2 separate regions of the Homo sapiens genome follow, and region 1 is linked to region 2. Evidence: read pairs that join two places in POLR2A ChIA-PET (ENCODE). Cell type or tissue: GM12878. All regions are shown on one strand. Links, peaks and the distances in the headings refer to the core of each region. The heading gives the core; the rest is flanking DNA.

What was found. Peaks named below come from ENCODE experiments on the same cell type or tissue, not always from the same donor. Only the 100,000 strongest peaks of a DNase experiment are listed, where the experiment ranks them.
Region 1: POLR2A ChIA-PET joins it to region 2 with 7 read pairs; 1 of 35 experiments calls an interaction of 5 or more read pairs at or near these places.

The regions. Positions count from the first base shown.
Region 1 is chr2:64,701,488-64,709,008 of GRCh38, forward strand. No RefSeq gene overlaps it. Among named protein-coding and RNA genes, the nearest start is that of SERTAD2, 51 kb to the left of the region's middle. In GM12878, for the core only: no CTCF peak of the experiment used is centred there; no DNase peak of the experiment used is centred there; H3K4me3 peaks cover 241 bases; H3K27ac peaks cover 1,027 bases.
Region 2 is chr2:64,934,169-64,941,689 of GRCh38, forward strand. No RefSeq gene overlaps it. Among named protein-coding and RNA genes, the nearest start is that of LINC02245, 5.5 kb to the left of the region's middle. RefSeq lists an enhancer at 3,973-4,528. In GM12878, for the core only: no CTCF peak of the experiment used is centred there; DNase peaks (open chromatin) are centred at 3,783 and 4,657; H3K4me3 peaks cover 3,406 bases; H3K27ac peaks cover 2,782 bases.

The DNA.
Region 1 (7,521 bases), core at 1,138-5,137, 230 kb before region 2:
ATGCTAAAATGGTAAGACTATGGATTCTTGCTGTCTTTACTACCACATGGGAACAATGCATGTAAGAATGAAGACACTACAGGGGAAACCAATGAAGAAAAGTGGGAAAACAACATATTCCTGATATTATTTGAGCGGCAGCAAGTTCAGGGATGGGGAAGGTTGGTCTCACCAGCCTATCCCTGCTATGTGGCCTTACTGTGATGCAGGGCACCCAGCTCCCTTAACACCTTATTTCTAGTCTTCCTGCCAATGCTAGGAGCACCGGATACCATTTTTGTTTTTGTTTTTTTAAATAGACCACAATCAGTTTCTGTTTTTGTTTGTTTGTTTGTTTGTTTGTTTTTTGAGACGGAGTCTCGCTCCTCTTTTGCCCAGGCCGAAGTGCAGTGGCGCTATCTCGGCTCATGCAAGCTCCGCCTCCCGGATTCACGCCATTCTCCTGCCTCAGCCTCCCGAGTAGCTGGGACTACAGGCACCCGCCACCGTGCCCGGCTAATTTTTTTTGTATTTTTAGTAGAGACGGGGTTGCACCGTGTTAGCCAGATGGACTCGATCTCCTGACCTCGTGATCCGCCCGCCTTGGCCTCCGAAAGTGCTGGGATTACAAGCGTGAGCCACCGCGCCCGGCCCAGTTTCTGTTTTTACAACCAAGAACCCTGGCTACTCCAATGAGTGAACACTTTTATAATTTTAGGGTGGAGAAAGCCTGCCTAGAAAGATACATCTGACTACATAACAATCAGACGTTGGGGGACAAACTGGCAACATCATAAAATATTGTAATGTACGTTCTGCTAGACTCAGCAAGCCCATACCTACAAATGTACCCCATGGAGAAAAATGAAAAAAATGTGAGAAAATGTTAGGTTTAAATGATGTTCCCAGCAGCACAATGCCTACAAGAGTACAATGAAAAACAAGACAGATGCCTGGAAATACTGGTTTGTTGAATAAATTATTATACATTCACATTGGAATACTATGCTGCCATTTAAAAAGACAGTCTATACTGACATGGAAAGATCCCCATGACTCAAAGTAACAGAAAGCAAAACAGCATCTATAGTATGATTTTATTTATATAAAGTTATCTATCTCTCTCTCTATATATATATACCCTGGGGGAGGGTGGGGTCTAGAAGCTCATTCATTAAAATGATGCCAGTTGATTCTGGGTGGAGGGCTTGCGGGAGGGGGGTTATGCCTTTATGGTTTGAATCTCTTGCACAAACGTATCTTTATAATCACACAAAATCATAATGCAAACCACACACATGCACATACATAAAATCAGTATAATTTCCAAAGGAATTAAATTTACTCTGGAGTCGGTTAAGACATAAGAGAATTTTAATCTTTTCATATGGCAATGTAAGCCTAAAAATTTATAAAATTGACCTAATAGGAATAACTCCCCTCTCTTTTCATTCTAGAGATATAAGACCTAAGGGAAAGGCCTAGGCTAGACCAGCAACCAACTGAAGCATCCTGAGGAAATAATTTGTTTTATCTTCGGAATAAATGAACGATGCTCTTCGGAACCTTCCCCATCCCTGAACTTGCTACCGCTCAAATAATGGTATCTTGTAAATAATGCTCTTCTGAATTTGCACAAAAAGCAAAGGTATATGAGGAACTATGAGGGAACAAATGAAGGCCATAAAGACTTGTTCAGATGGTTGTTGTGTCAATTTTGACCAGTCAGAAAAACTACTTGAGAAAGCATCCAAAACGCAAGGGAATTATTTTGTCCAAAACCACCCAGTATCTCTTCTTTGCTACAAACTCAAACATACCCACTGCTTATCCCCAAATCCTCAGACATAGAATCAATTTGAAGAGTAGTAAGTAAAATACTTGGCATGTATTATCAAAGGCAAGATTGATAACAAGAAGAGGTAATGTAACACAACCTGTCAGTCTACTACACTAAATAGTACAACCAGCACATCTCAAAGTCTTGTTTCAATGGCCCATAATATTCTGAAGTATTTAAATTCTCAAGAATTCTACCTTTGAAACAGAAACCTCTCTACAGGGTAGCATAACTAGTACAATAAACCCAAGTTAATTTTGTAAATTTGCCCTACTTCTTTAAAAATTAAGATATATGAGAATTCAAGGATGTTAAACTCTAACTCAGAATTTATGTATTCAAGTACAGGCAGTCTAGCCTGGTGGTTAAGGCCCTGGCAGTGGCTGATATGAATACAAATCTTGGCGCTGCTGTATACTAGCTATGAAGTCTTTGGCAAGTGACTTAACCTCTCTATGCCTCAGTTTCTTCATCTATAAAAAAGGGGTAACAACAAGACCTGCTTCACAGAGGTGTAATAATTAAATAAGTTAATATATGTAAAACCCTTAGAATCTTTTCTGGCAAAAAAAATGCTCAATAAATATTAGCTACTGTATGATTATGAGGCATAAATTATTCTAATACTCTAATGCTATGGGATAGCCATAGAACTAACCAAACTAAATTTAACTTTTAAGACATCTATTATTCAACTCATCATGGTTCTGACTTTTTAAAAAAGTAGTGAATAATGAACTTTAATTCTTCAAGGCACTATTAAGCTCAGTGGTAACTAAATGTTATTCCTAAGTTTACACAGTACCATAGTCTCAAAGCACTAAGAAGCTTAATTTAATTATTTTCTGAACCAAAACTGTAGTAATTCTTTTTCAAATAGACAATTTCTAAATGTGAACATGTTTATCGTGGCTGCCAGCTTCATTCTGAAAAAGAAATCTTTACAAACATGACAGGTATACTTCAAAGAAGTGGTAATGGGAAGCTTATGCCAGTTATTACTAAAAATTTGAATGGGACTATTGCAAAATCCAAACATGAAAAGCTTCGTACTCAAAACTGACCTATCTTAGATGTATTGTTTTCCCCCCACACTATCAAAATGAAGCTTCTTTTTTCCCCCCACTTCACCATTACATTTTCACCATTTTTTTTTTTTTTTTTTTAGACCACGTCTCACTCTGTTGCCCAGGCTGGAATGCAGTGGTGTGATCTCAGCTCACTGCAACCTCCGTCTCCCAGGTTCAAATGATTCTCATGCCTCAGCCTTCCAAGCAGCTGGGACTACAGGTGCACACCACCACACCTGGCTAATTTTTGTATTTTTAGTAGAGACGGGGTTTTACCATGTTGGCCAGGCTGGTCTGGAACTGCTGACCTCAAGTGATCCACCTGCCTCGGCCTCCCAAAGTGCTGGGATTACAGGCATAAGCCACCGCACCTGGCCACCATCCTTTAACTTTAATGATGATTAACACATCATTAGACTTCATTTAATTGTCCCTTTTCAATAGGGATGCTCTTTTGAAATAAATGTCTCTCTCTCTCTCTCTTTGCAAAAAATCATGAGACCTAAAATCTGGTGAATTTATCATATCACATCACCAAAAGAGTCTGCCTTTAACACACAGAGCACCACAGGTTTTGGTAGAAACAATCTAAAAAGCTTTAATTAACTAAGAATCTACTACATCCCAATGTATTTACAATTTATCTTAGTCCAAAGACCATGATTTTGTGTCTTGATTGGTGTATTTGTTTTTTTCTGAGTTTTGAAAGAGACCCCCCACTTTGGGCAGGCTCAATTTTTTTAAAGTCATAAATAAGCCTCCCCGCCCACAGCTTTTTGCAGTAAAACATCTGAGCTTTGTCAGCAGCTCTTTCATCTGGCCCTTGATTTGAAAGGCAAGATAATATACTGGGCCACAGCCTAAGCTCCAGTAAAAGCCTGACCTTGTGATATAAGTTGTAGCCTAACATCAAATCACACTTATGCATCAGCATACACCATTACTACAACAATAATAATTTCTGACAGTATTGAGTGTTTTACCTGTATTAACTTACTTGGTCCTCACAACAAACAGATGAGGTAGCTACTATTTTCATGCTGACTTGATAGATGAAAAATTGGAGGAAAAGTGAGATTAAGTAACATAACCAAAGTTACACATATTGTGAGTGATGTTGACATGATTGAAACCCAGGTGGTCTGAGCCAGGGCCCATCCTCTTAATGACTATGTTATACTCTCTCAATTTTGGGCAAGTGAGAAATAAAAAATGCAGTGATGCGAGCTGCATCATCATGCATTTAATTTACTCAAATTCAATTATATGTGCTCAATTAAAAATGAAAACTGATTGTCAACTGATCATAGGATATTTAAAAAGAAAAAGAAAACTGAAAATTACAACTTAGTGTACACAATTCCTCATTTTATTCATCACATACCTACAAGCAGAGAGACGGGGAACTAATTCTTTTGTACCCTCAGTTAATTTCCGTACTTAAATATCCCTCATTAATGACCCAAGTACTTCTTCTTAATGAGAGTATTTAATTAAACTGAGCATGGCTTTGGTGTAAAGAGTCACATTTTTTCATATAACATTAGCTGTATACAAGTCAACTATTTCACCTGGTGCTCAAGTGAAGAATATTCTGCTGCTTCCAGGGAGAGCTGGCTCCCTGTGGAGATGGAAAGGCAGTCCCCACTTGCACCTTCCTAAGAGATTTATAAGAACAATTTTGACCAATGCCATTTTTGCCTTACATGCTAACTTCAAAATCTGTCTCAGGCCTTAGAAGCAACTCCACTACATGCATCAGCACTGTATGTGTTACATCATTAACAGTCGGTAATAGGGGCCACATAATTACAGAATGCAATTCATACTCTTCCAGGCCATCACTGTGGCCTTGCAGACTCTTCTTATATTCCTAAGAGCATCTCTTCAGTGCTTCCCCACTCTCCACAAGTCTCAGAAAGTTCCACAGCTCAAAAAGATCCAACTCGTAGCAGTTAACAATATTACCTCATAACATCGGGGCCATGCAGCATCAATTCTCTCCATGTACTTTACATTGACCACAAAACCCTGTATCCTTATCCAGCCCTTCCTGCTATAAATTGGAATCTAGTCTCATCACTTTACTGAAACTGCTCCCTCAAAAGCCACTGATGTCCTGCTTGCCAGATCCAATCACTCCTTGGTCTTCATCGGGGACTCTCTCTCTCTCTCTCTCTCTCTCTCCACCCCCCCCGCTCTTTCTGGCAGGGATTCTCAACCCTGGCTACGAATTACAAGTTTGTAGTACAAAAAAATCAACTCAAGATGGATTAAAGACCTATATGTAACACCTGAAACTATAAAAGCCCTGGAAGATAACTTGGGATATACCATTTTGGACATAGGAACTGGCAAAGAATTCATGATGAAAATGCCAAAAGCAATTGCAATGAAAGCAAAAGTCAATAAATGGGACCTAATTAAACTAAAGAACTCCTGCACAGCAAAATAAACTATCAACAGAGTAGAAGCAACCTACAGAATGGGAGATAATATTTGCAAATGATACATCTGACAAAGGTCTGATACCCAGAATCTACAAGGAACTTAAGGGAACGTACAAGCAAAAAAAAAACCCATTAAAAAGTGGGCAAATAACATGAACAGACACTTTTCAAAAGACATACATGTTCCAACAAGCATATGAAAAAATGCTCAATATCACTAGTCATTAGAGAAATGCAAATCAAAACCACGATGAGATATCATCTCACACCAGTCAGAATGGCTATTATAAAAAAGTAAAAACAAACGAAAAAGCAGATGCTGGTGAGGTTACAGAGAAAGGGGAATGCTTATACACTGCTGGTGGGAGTGTAAATTAGTTCAGTCATTGTGGAAAGCAGTGTGGAGATTCCTCAAAGAACTAAAAACAGAACTACCATTTGACCCAGCAATCCCACTAATGGGTATATACCCAAAGGAATATAAATCATTTTACCATAAAGACACATGCATGCGTATGCTCACTGCAGCACTATCCACAATATCAAAGAAATGAAATCAAACTAAATGCCCATGCACAGTAGACTGGATAAAGAAAATGTGCTATATATACATGATGGAATACCATGCAGCCATAAAAAAGAAATACCATGCAGTCATTAAAAAAAATGGCCTCCAGTTCCATGGAGGTCATTATCCTTAGCAAACGAACACAGGAACAGAAAACCAAATACTGCATGTTCTCACTTATAAGTGGGAACTAAATAATGAGAAGACATGGACAGAAATAGGAGAACAAGAGACACTGGGGCCTACTTGAGGGAGCAGGTTTGGAGGAGAAGAGGTTCAGAAAAAAATAAAAACCTATTGGGTACTATGCTTAGTACTGGAGTGATGAAATAACATGTATACTAAGCCCCCAAGTCACAAGTTTACCTATATTACAAACCTGCACATGTACCCCTGAACCTAAAATAAAAGTTAAAATATTTTTTAAAAAGAAGTTTGCAGTACAAAGAAAAATAGTGATGCCAGGGCCCCACCCACAGATTCCAATTTAATTGGTCTTGGATTGGCAGAGGCATGGGTATTTGCTTAAAGATCCCCAAGTGATTCCAACATGAGCCAAGGTCAAGAATCACTACTTTACAAAAGTGACCCCACTCATTAACTCACCCCTTCTACTTGAACCTTTCTCTCCTCCCAACATCCTCCCTTAAGTAGGCCCCAGTGTCTCCTGTTCTCCTCTTTCTGTTCATGTCTTCTCATTATTTAGCTCCCACTTATAAGTGAGAACATGCAGTATTTGGTTTTCTGTTCCTGTGTTAGTTTGCTAAGGATAATGACCTTATCTTGGTTGCCATGATATCATATTTGCCGGGTATTTCTATTTCTCCTGCTGTTCCCCTTCAGCTTTCTCCTACTGTTGCTCCTTATCTGGAGTTTCTTTCTCTGATTCCCTTTGCCCTGCCAATTGTTCATTTTCTATTCAACCATTAACTTAAATTTTCTAACAGTCCCAAATCTCCATATCTAATCTTAAACTCAAGCCTCAGCTCCAAACCCTCACCTCACATAGATGTTATCTCTCTGGAATTCAAATTCCATATGTCCAAAATTATCGTACTGTGTTAATTGCCTCTCTCTCCCTTTTCCACAGTAGCTATTTCAAACTTTCTGCATTTTCCTCAGACTCCTCATTCTCCTCATTCTGCTGCTTTGTTTGCAGCAGAAAACTCTGCTCCTACTTCACAGAGAAAATAGAAGCCATTAGCCTCTCTTAACTTGATCCCAACCCAATGCAGTCACCTACACATGCACTTTCTCTGCACCCAACCCATCTGGGGCTTTTGTTTTCAGCCTCACTGGAGATCAGGATCTATCAATTATTTCCCTTCTCTCTTCTGGATCCTTCCCATCAATATCTAAACATGTCGATGTCCTTCCCCATTTTCAAAAAAGAAACTCAGAAAACTGTTCAACTCCACATATTCTCCTAAATACCACCATCTTTCTTTTCTTTGCAGTGAAAATTCCTAACAAGCTGTCTCCATCCACTTTTTCCCCTTCTCAGTCTCTTTTGGAGGCCCCTCTCCCTCAGGTATTCCTCACGATGCTGTCCTCACTTGTTCGCTTATATGCTCTTCCTGTACACTCTCATCTGCTCCCATGATGTCAACTGTG
Region 2 (7,521 bases), core at 1,340-5,339:
ACCCTAACGTGTGATGGGAGGTACACAATGCAAAAATAACCAAAGAGACCTAACTGGGTTGCTGCTGAAAACAAGGGCTTTTTCATATGAAGATGTCACATTAAGGAAAGAATACCATGCAAGCTGATAGACGACTGTTCCGCAGGAAGGTGGAACCAAGGTGGTCCCTGCTTGTCCATGCATGGGGCACCATCTCTTGGTGTTTCTAGAGTAATGAATAAATGTTCTTGTATTCCAGTGAGTTTCCTAGTGGATAGTTCACTGACCTGTTTATTTGCAGGCCTAGATTCTTCTGTGTAAAAATGGAGACTTCATTTTGCCCTTGGCTTGAACTGGTGCTCAATACCCACAAGTCCTACATGATTCTGTCTACAAACTCGGTGGCGGTTGTTGGTGTAGTCCACCAAGTGTTTTTAGTACTCCACCTGGAACATGGAAAGATTATACTTCCTCCCCCCTTGAAGTTGGGTGTGGCCACATCATTTGCATTGGTGAGCGAAGGTGAATGGAACTGAGGTGTGTCACTGCCAGACAGGAGCTAGTGCAAGATTCATTCATCTTGCTCATTCTGGCAAAGCAACCAGCAACAATGGAGGCAGGGAAGCTCCATCAGCTTGAGTGACTCTGAGTGATATCTTGACATCACTCTGAGTGACTCTGACAAGCACAGCCTCCTTGTGGACTCCTAACGGACATGCAGCATGAGAAATAAATCTTTGTTCCTTTAAGCCACTATAATATTGGGATTATCTGTTACTGATACATAATCTAGTCAATGCTAACTGACACAAACTCCTGCTCCCTCCAAGAATGGTACCACCCCATACCTCAGTAATTAATAATCCACTGTTTTCCTCTAATTCATCACTATTTCATGCATTTTAGGTTTGTGCCTACAACTGAACTGTTTGAAACCAAGCCTCACATGTTATGCTTCCATATCCTTCACAATAGTAGAGTGTAATGGCTAAGTGCACTGGGTTTAGAGTCTAGCAGAACTGGGTCCAAACCCAGACCTATTCAGTGTGACCTTGGCCAAGTGATTTAACCTAGAGGAGCCTCGGTTTCCTTATTCCTAAAATGGGGATAACAAGGCAGCCATCCTAGGATTGCCAGGAGCTTGGGATTTATTAGATCCCTGGGACTTAGCAAGAAGCCTGACGCAAAGTACGAGCCTAATGGTTTAACTTCAACAGTGCTGAACACACATGAGGTGCTGACTTGCTGTGTGATTGGTGCCTCCTTTTGATGAGCAGAGTCTTCCAACTTTGGGCCCACAACCATAGCAACTTATAAGTCCCCCCTTAGAACTAATAAGCCCTCAGATATTTGGAGACAGCTCTCATGAGTACCATTCAGACATATTCTTGTAAAATAACATCATCAATCAAAACCACAATGAGATACCACTTCATATCTACTAGGATGGCCACAATGAAAAAGACAGACAATAACAGGTGTTGGCGAGGATATGGAGAAAGTTGAACCCTCATACGCTGCTGGGAGAATGTAAAATCATGAAGAAGTTTTGACAAACAGTCTGGCAGTTCCTTCAGCAGTTAAGCTTAGAGTTATCATATGATATAGTTTGGATGTTTGTTCCTTGCAAATCTCATGTTGAAATTTGATCCTGGTGTTGGAGGTGGGGCCTGGTGGGAGGCGTTTGGGTCATGGGGGCGGATCCCTCATGAATTGCTTGGTACCCTCCCCATGGTAATGGGCAAGTTCTCACTCTATTAGTTAAGGCAAGATCTGTTTGCTAAAAAACAGCCTGGCACCTCCTCGTCTCTCCTGCTCACTGTCTCACCATGTGACATACCTGCTCCCCCTCCACCTTCTGCCATGAGTAAAAGCTTCCTGAGGCCTCACCAGAAGCTGAGCAGATGCCAGTGCTATGCTTGTATAGACTGCAGAACTGTGGGCCAAATAAACCTCTTTTCTTTATAAATTACCCAGCCTCAGGTATTTCTTTATAGCAATGCAAAACAGATTAACATACCATATAGTATAGCCCAGCACTTCCACTCCTAAGTATGTACCCAAGAGAAATGAAAACGTTTCCACACAAAAACTCACATATGAAAGTTCATGGAAGAATTATCCGTAATAGCCAAACAGAAAAAAAAACAACTCAAATGTCCATCAACTGATGAATGGTTAAACAAAATGTGATACATCCATGCAATGGAATATTATTTGGCCATAAAAAGAATAACACAAGCTAGAATACGGATGAATCTTGAAAACATTATGCTAAGTGAAAGAAGCCGGAAACAAATGTTCCCATGTTGCATGACTCCATTTATATGAAACGTCCAGAATAGGCAGGTCCACAGAGACAGAAGGTTGTTTGCTGGGGGCTAGTGCTGTGGGATCAGGAATTAGGGAGTAATGGCTAAAGGGTGTGGGGTTTCTTTATGGGGTAATGAAAATGTTCTGGAATTCATGGTGATAGTTACAGAACTCCATGGATATACTTTTAAAAACCCCTCTGATTCGTACATTTTTAAAAGATGGTTTTATGGTATGTGAATTATATCTCAATTAAAAAATATATATCCTCTTCCACAAAAGCACAGGTGGGTACCTGTCCGCATGGAAAACTTTTCTTAGGGCAGGACATTAAGACATTCATGCAGCATGTGTCTTTAGAAACTTACAACAAAAGGTGGCAATGAGTTCTGCCCTCACCTGTGAAAGGTAAACATCCTTTCTCCAGAAGAGCCTGCTAGCCAGGAAGGGCAGCTTGGAGCCTCTCACAAAAAGTCTGCAAGGAGCAGCCCAGTCCTGACTTCTCTGGGCACCTGGGAGTTGGATTCAGCATTCTGTGCAAACACACACACTTGGCCAGAAAGTCCTGAAGCCAGTTTCTTGTATGGACAACAGAGGAAGGTGCGAGGAGTGCTGGAAGTGAGGGGCCTGAAGGAGGACACAGCCAAATAAGATGAGACTTAGCTACACTGAGGTTGTCCCTGTAAGTCAATGGTGACCACTCTAAGGATAAGCCAGTAAGTCAGTGGCCAGCTTTCCCACTCTGCATATTTCTCTTACATTCCAGGTGACATCACCTGGGGTAGCAGACAACACCAGTTGCCAGTAGTTCTCAAAGAATGGTCCCTGGTCACTGGCATCACTGGGAAACCGGTGAGGGAGGAAACTGAGAGGAGGAGCAAAATCTCAGTTTGAACAAGCCCTCCAGGCAACTCCAGTGCACGCAAAGTTTGAAAACCACTGGCCTGAGGTGGGCAGATCACTTGAGGTCAGGAGTTTGAGACCAGCCTGGCCAAAATGGTGAAACCCCATCTCTACTAAAAATACCAAATAGCTGAGCATGATGGCCGTAATCCCAGCTACTCATGGGCTGAGGCAGGAGAATCGCTTGAACACAGGAGGCGGAGGTTGCAGTGAGCTGAGATCATGCCACTGCACCCCAGCCCAGGTGACAGAGCTAGGCTCCATGGCAAATAAAGAAAAAAAGAAAAACCACTGGCTTACACTCTGGCCGTGGTCACCTCTCTTCCTCATTATCAGAACCCTGGCTTTGCTTGGGAAAGTGGGAATCAGGACCACATGCTCAGGACAGAAGAGAGACAGACAGGGACTCAGGGCCACTGAGAGCACAGAGCTGCTGCACCTGCCCTGACCCACACACCTCTAGTCTAGGCTTGTGCGGTTGGGAAACTTAAACCCCTAATTTGCTGAAGCTGCTATTTTCAGATTCCTGCTATTTACAACTGAATCCATTCTCTACCAGTGAACCTGGGGACAGGAAGTTCTGAAAACACCAGGTTTGTCCTGGTTGGAGAAGTGTGGGATTTTTCTCTTGCAGGAACCAAGCACATGGGCTGTCGTACACGCGAGGGGCCAGGGTTCAGAGCTAGATTTCTGGTTTCAGTTTCTCTGCAGGGCTGGGGCAGGCCAGCTGGGCCAGGCCATGGGTGAAGTGGGCGGGCTCTGACCAGAGTGCCAGGGGTGCCATCCCGGGTGCCCACGCCCTGCCCCCCTGCTTCAGCCTTAGCTGCTTTCTCCCAGGACCTGGCAGTTGACAACTCTCCCATGACAAAAAGTCTGCGCCTGGGTGGCTCCAGGGTCAGTTCAGTGACTCAATAACATGAAGCACGCTGGCTTTTTATTTTTATTTTTGTATTTTTTTGAGACGGAGTTTCGCTCTTGTTGCCCAGGCTGTAGTGCAATGGCGCAATCTTGGCTCATGCAAACTCCACCTCCTGGATTCAAGCAATTCTCCTGCCTCAGCCTCTCGAGTAGCTAGGATTACAGGCATGCACCACTATGCCCAGCTAATTTTGTATTTTTAGTAGAGACAAGGTTTCACCATGTTGGTCAGGCTGGTCTTGGACTCCTGACCTCAGGTGATGTGCTTGCCTTGGCCTCCGAAAGTGCTGGGATTACCGGCGTGAGCCACCACACCCAGCCCCTAGCTTTTTATTTTAATTCATTAATTAATTCAATAAAGATTTGTTGAATACCTATTAGATGCCAGGTGCTGCTCTAGGTGTTGGGGAATGGACCAGGGTGCTGCTCTCTGGAAGTTCACATTTGTGCATGTGTGAGAGTGATTGCGGGTCAGCATGTGAGTGAGAGAGTGTGTGTGCATGTATCAGGGAGCGTGAGTGCATATGAGTGTGAGAGTTTGTGTGTGAGTGCATGTGCGTATGAGGAAGTGTAAGAGTTTGTGTGTGAGAATAAACAAGTCCTTAAAGTGTAAAGTGCTAATATGCACTCTGAAAAACAATAAGGCAGGAAAAGGGAATAGAACGATTAAGAAAGGGGTGCATTAGAAAGAGAGTGGTCAGAGGATGCCTCTCCAAGGTGGTGACATTTACACAGGGAGCTGAAGCAAGTGGGTGAACAGGCCAGGTGTGGGCTGAGATCACTCCAGGCTGAGAGCATCCCAGGTGAAGCAGAACAGCTAGCGCAGAGGCCATGAGGCTGGAGCGTGCTGGAAACATTCAAGGATCAACAAGGAAGCCAGAGGTTGGCTTGGAGGGAGGGAGGGGGAGAGTAAAAGGATGAGATCAAAGAGGCAGTGGGGAGTCAGATCACATGGGGCTTTATGGATGTGGAATTTTATTCGTGGAGAGGGAGGGAGTCATCAGTGGGTTTTGAGGAGAGGAGCAATGAGTTCTGACTTCCAAACAGAGTCATCCTCACTACTGTGCACAGAACAGCCTGAGGGACGCCCACCATCCTCTGCTCCGCCATCCTCAGTGTTTTCACTTTACCTTTAGACTTCTGTCCTCCAGGTCACAGGATGGTTGCCATGGCTCCAAATGTGACACGTACACCTCACTCACGTCCAGGCTGCTGAGATCCGCAGATAAAACCAGATCACACCACAGATTTATGTTACTGTGAATTCACTGACCCCAGCCTCACTCCGCTCTCAACATTGCCTAGAAAACCTCCTCTATTTCCCCGGCAAGATTGTGCCCTTTCTCCACAGCAGCTATTTCCAATTATCATCATTTTCTTCAAACCTACAATACCACTACTCTCCCCTCAGTAGATGGTCAAGCTCTTATTTCGCAGAAAAAACAGAAACCATTAGGTGGAAATCCCCTCAGCTGCCACCAAACCTATCAGGAGGATCTTGTCGGCATCTGCCTCATCGCTCCTGCTTCCTCCGTGAGAGGCAGCCCTCGCAGGTGTAGAGGCAGTCCCATACCACCCCCTCCAGCACATTCTCAGGGATGCATCCTATTGCTCACCTCCTCTTTCCCTCCTGTGTTTTCAACATCTCCCTTCTCTACTGGCTTCTTCCCATCTTTTCCCCAGTCTTAAAAAGAAATAAACAAACAAATGCTAAGTTAGAGACACCAAGCACAAAAGGTCACACACTGTAGGATTCCATTTATTTTTTATTTTCAATATTTATTTTTTTGAATTTTAGTAGAGATGAGGTCTCGCTTGAACTGAGGTTAAGTGATCCTCCCGCCTCAACCTCCCTGCGTGCTGGGACTACAGGTGTGACCCACCACACCCAGCCAGGATTCCATTTATATGAAATATTCAGTACAGGTAAATCCATAAAGACAGCAGATTAGTGGTTGCCTGGGGCTGAGGGGAGGGGGATGGGGAGTGACTGCTTATTGTGTATGGAATCTTTTTTGCAGATGATGAAATGTTTTGGAACCAGAGAGAAGCGATGGCTGCACAACACTGTGAATGTACTCAATGCCACTGTACGCTTTAAAATGGCTAATTTTGACTGGGCGCGGTAGCTGGCACCTGCAATCCCAGCACTTTGGGAGGCCGAGGCGGGCTGATCACTTGAGGTCAGGAGTCTGAGACCAGCCTGGCCAACATGGCAAAACTCCATCTTTACTATACATACAAAAATTACCCGAGTGTGGTGGCAGGCGCCTGTAATCCCAGCTACTCAGGAGGCTGAGGCAGAAGAATCGCTTAAACCTGGGAGGCAGAGGTTGCAGTGAGCAGGGATCAAGTGGGGGCTGCACTCCAGCCTGGGTGACAGAGTAAGACTCTGTCAAATAACATAACAAACATAACATAACATAACATAACATAAAATATTTAATTTTATGTTATGCAAATTTCACCTCAATAATAATAAGAAACAGACTCACAATGTCATATTGTCTTCAGACACCTCAAACCTAATATGCTTAAAATTCAGCTCACCAACTGGCTCCTCACTCCCTATTTCAGTCAGTGGTGTCAGGTCCACAATGTGTGGCCATACAGGTTGTAGCCTGCACAGAGGCCTCTAGCCAGGAGGAGTGTGGGAGACAGAATCCAGCCTATGCCACTCATAGGATGTCACCTTGGCAATAGCTACTCCTGCTCAGCAGGCCCTGTTTCTAACTCTCACAAAGGTACCTTAAGGGCTGGAAGTGGACTGGAAATAGAATTGCATGGCCCACCATTGTCGTGCGAGGCAGACACCTGAGCCTCATTCTTGACTTTTCTTTGAGCACACAGAACCATCACCCACACCATCCAGTCAGTTACTAAGTCTTGTCAATTCTTCTTTCTGTCCTCCTCCCTCCAATGCCACCAACCTGACTGGGCCACCATTATCTCTCACCTGCAAAGGTGGAGAACGCAGATTTCCCATCCCTGTGCTTCTAGAGCTAACACGGCCAACTCACCTGGGGTGAGAGGTGTCCATGTTCCTCCATTAGGTGGAGCTCAGCAATGGAAAGACCATGATAAGTGCCGGGGACTCAGCCTCTTCTTCCCCTCCTCATCCTGGCCAGAGGAAGGCAGTGATTCTCCAGAGAAGACCCAGATGGATGCCTGGGTGGCTGCCCAAGGCCTAGACTGGAGGGAACCATTGGGCAGGGAGTGACTGGAAACCCATTTGGCCCTCACAACAAAGGCACATTTGCTAACTGCTTATTCAGGAATAAAGGTGAGGTTTGACTTCCACGAGGAGGCCATCTGTGTCTATTTCTCAAACTGCTTTCACAGTGAGAATGAAAACAAATAATAATAATAATAACAATAATAATAAAGGGAGCCTGGATTACTAGTCTA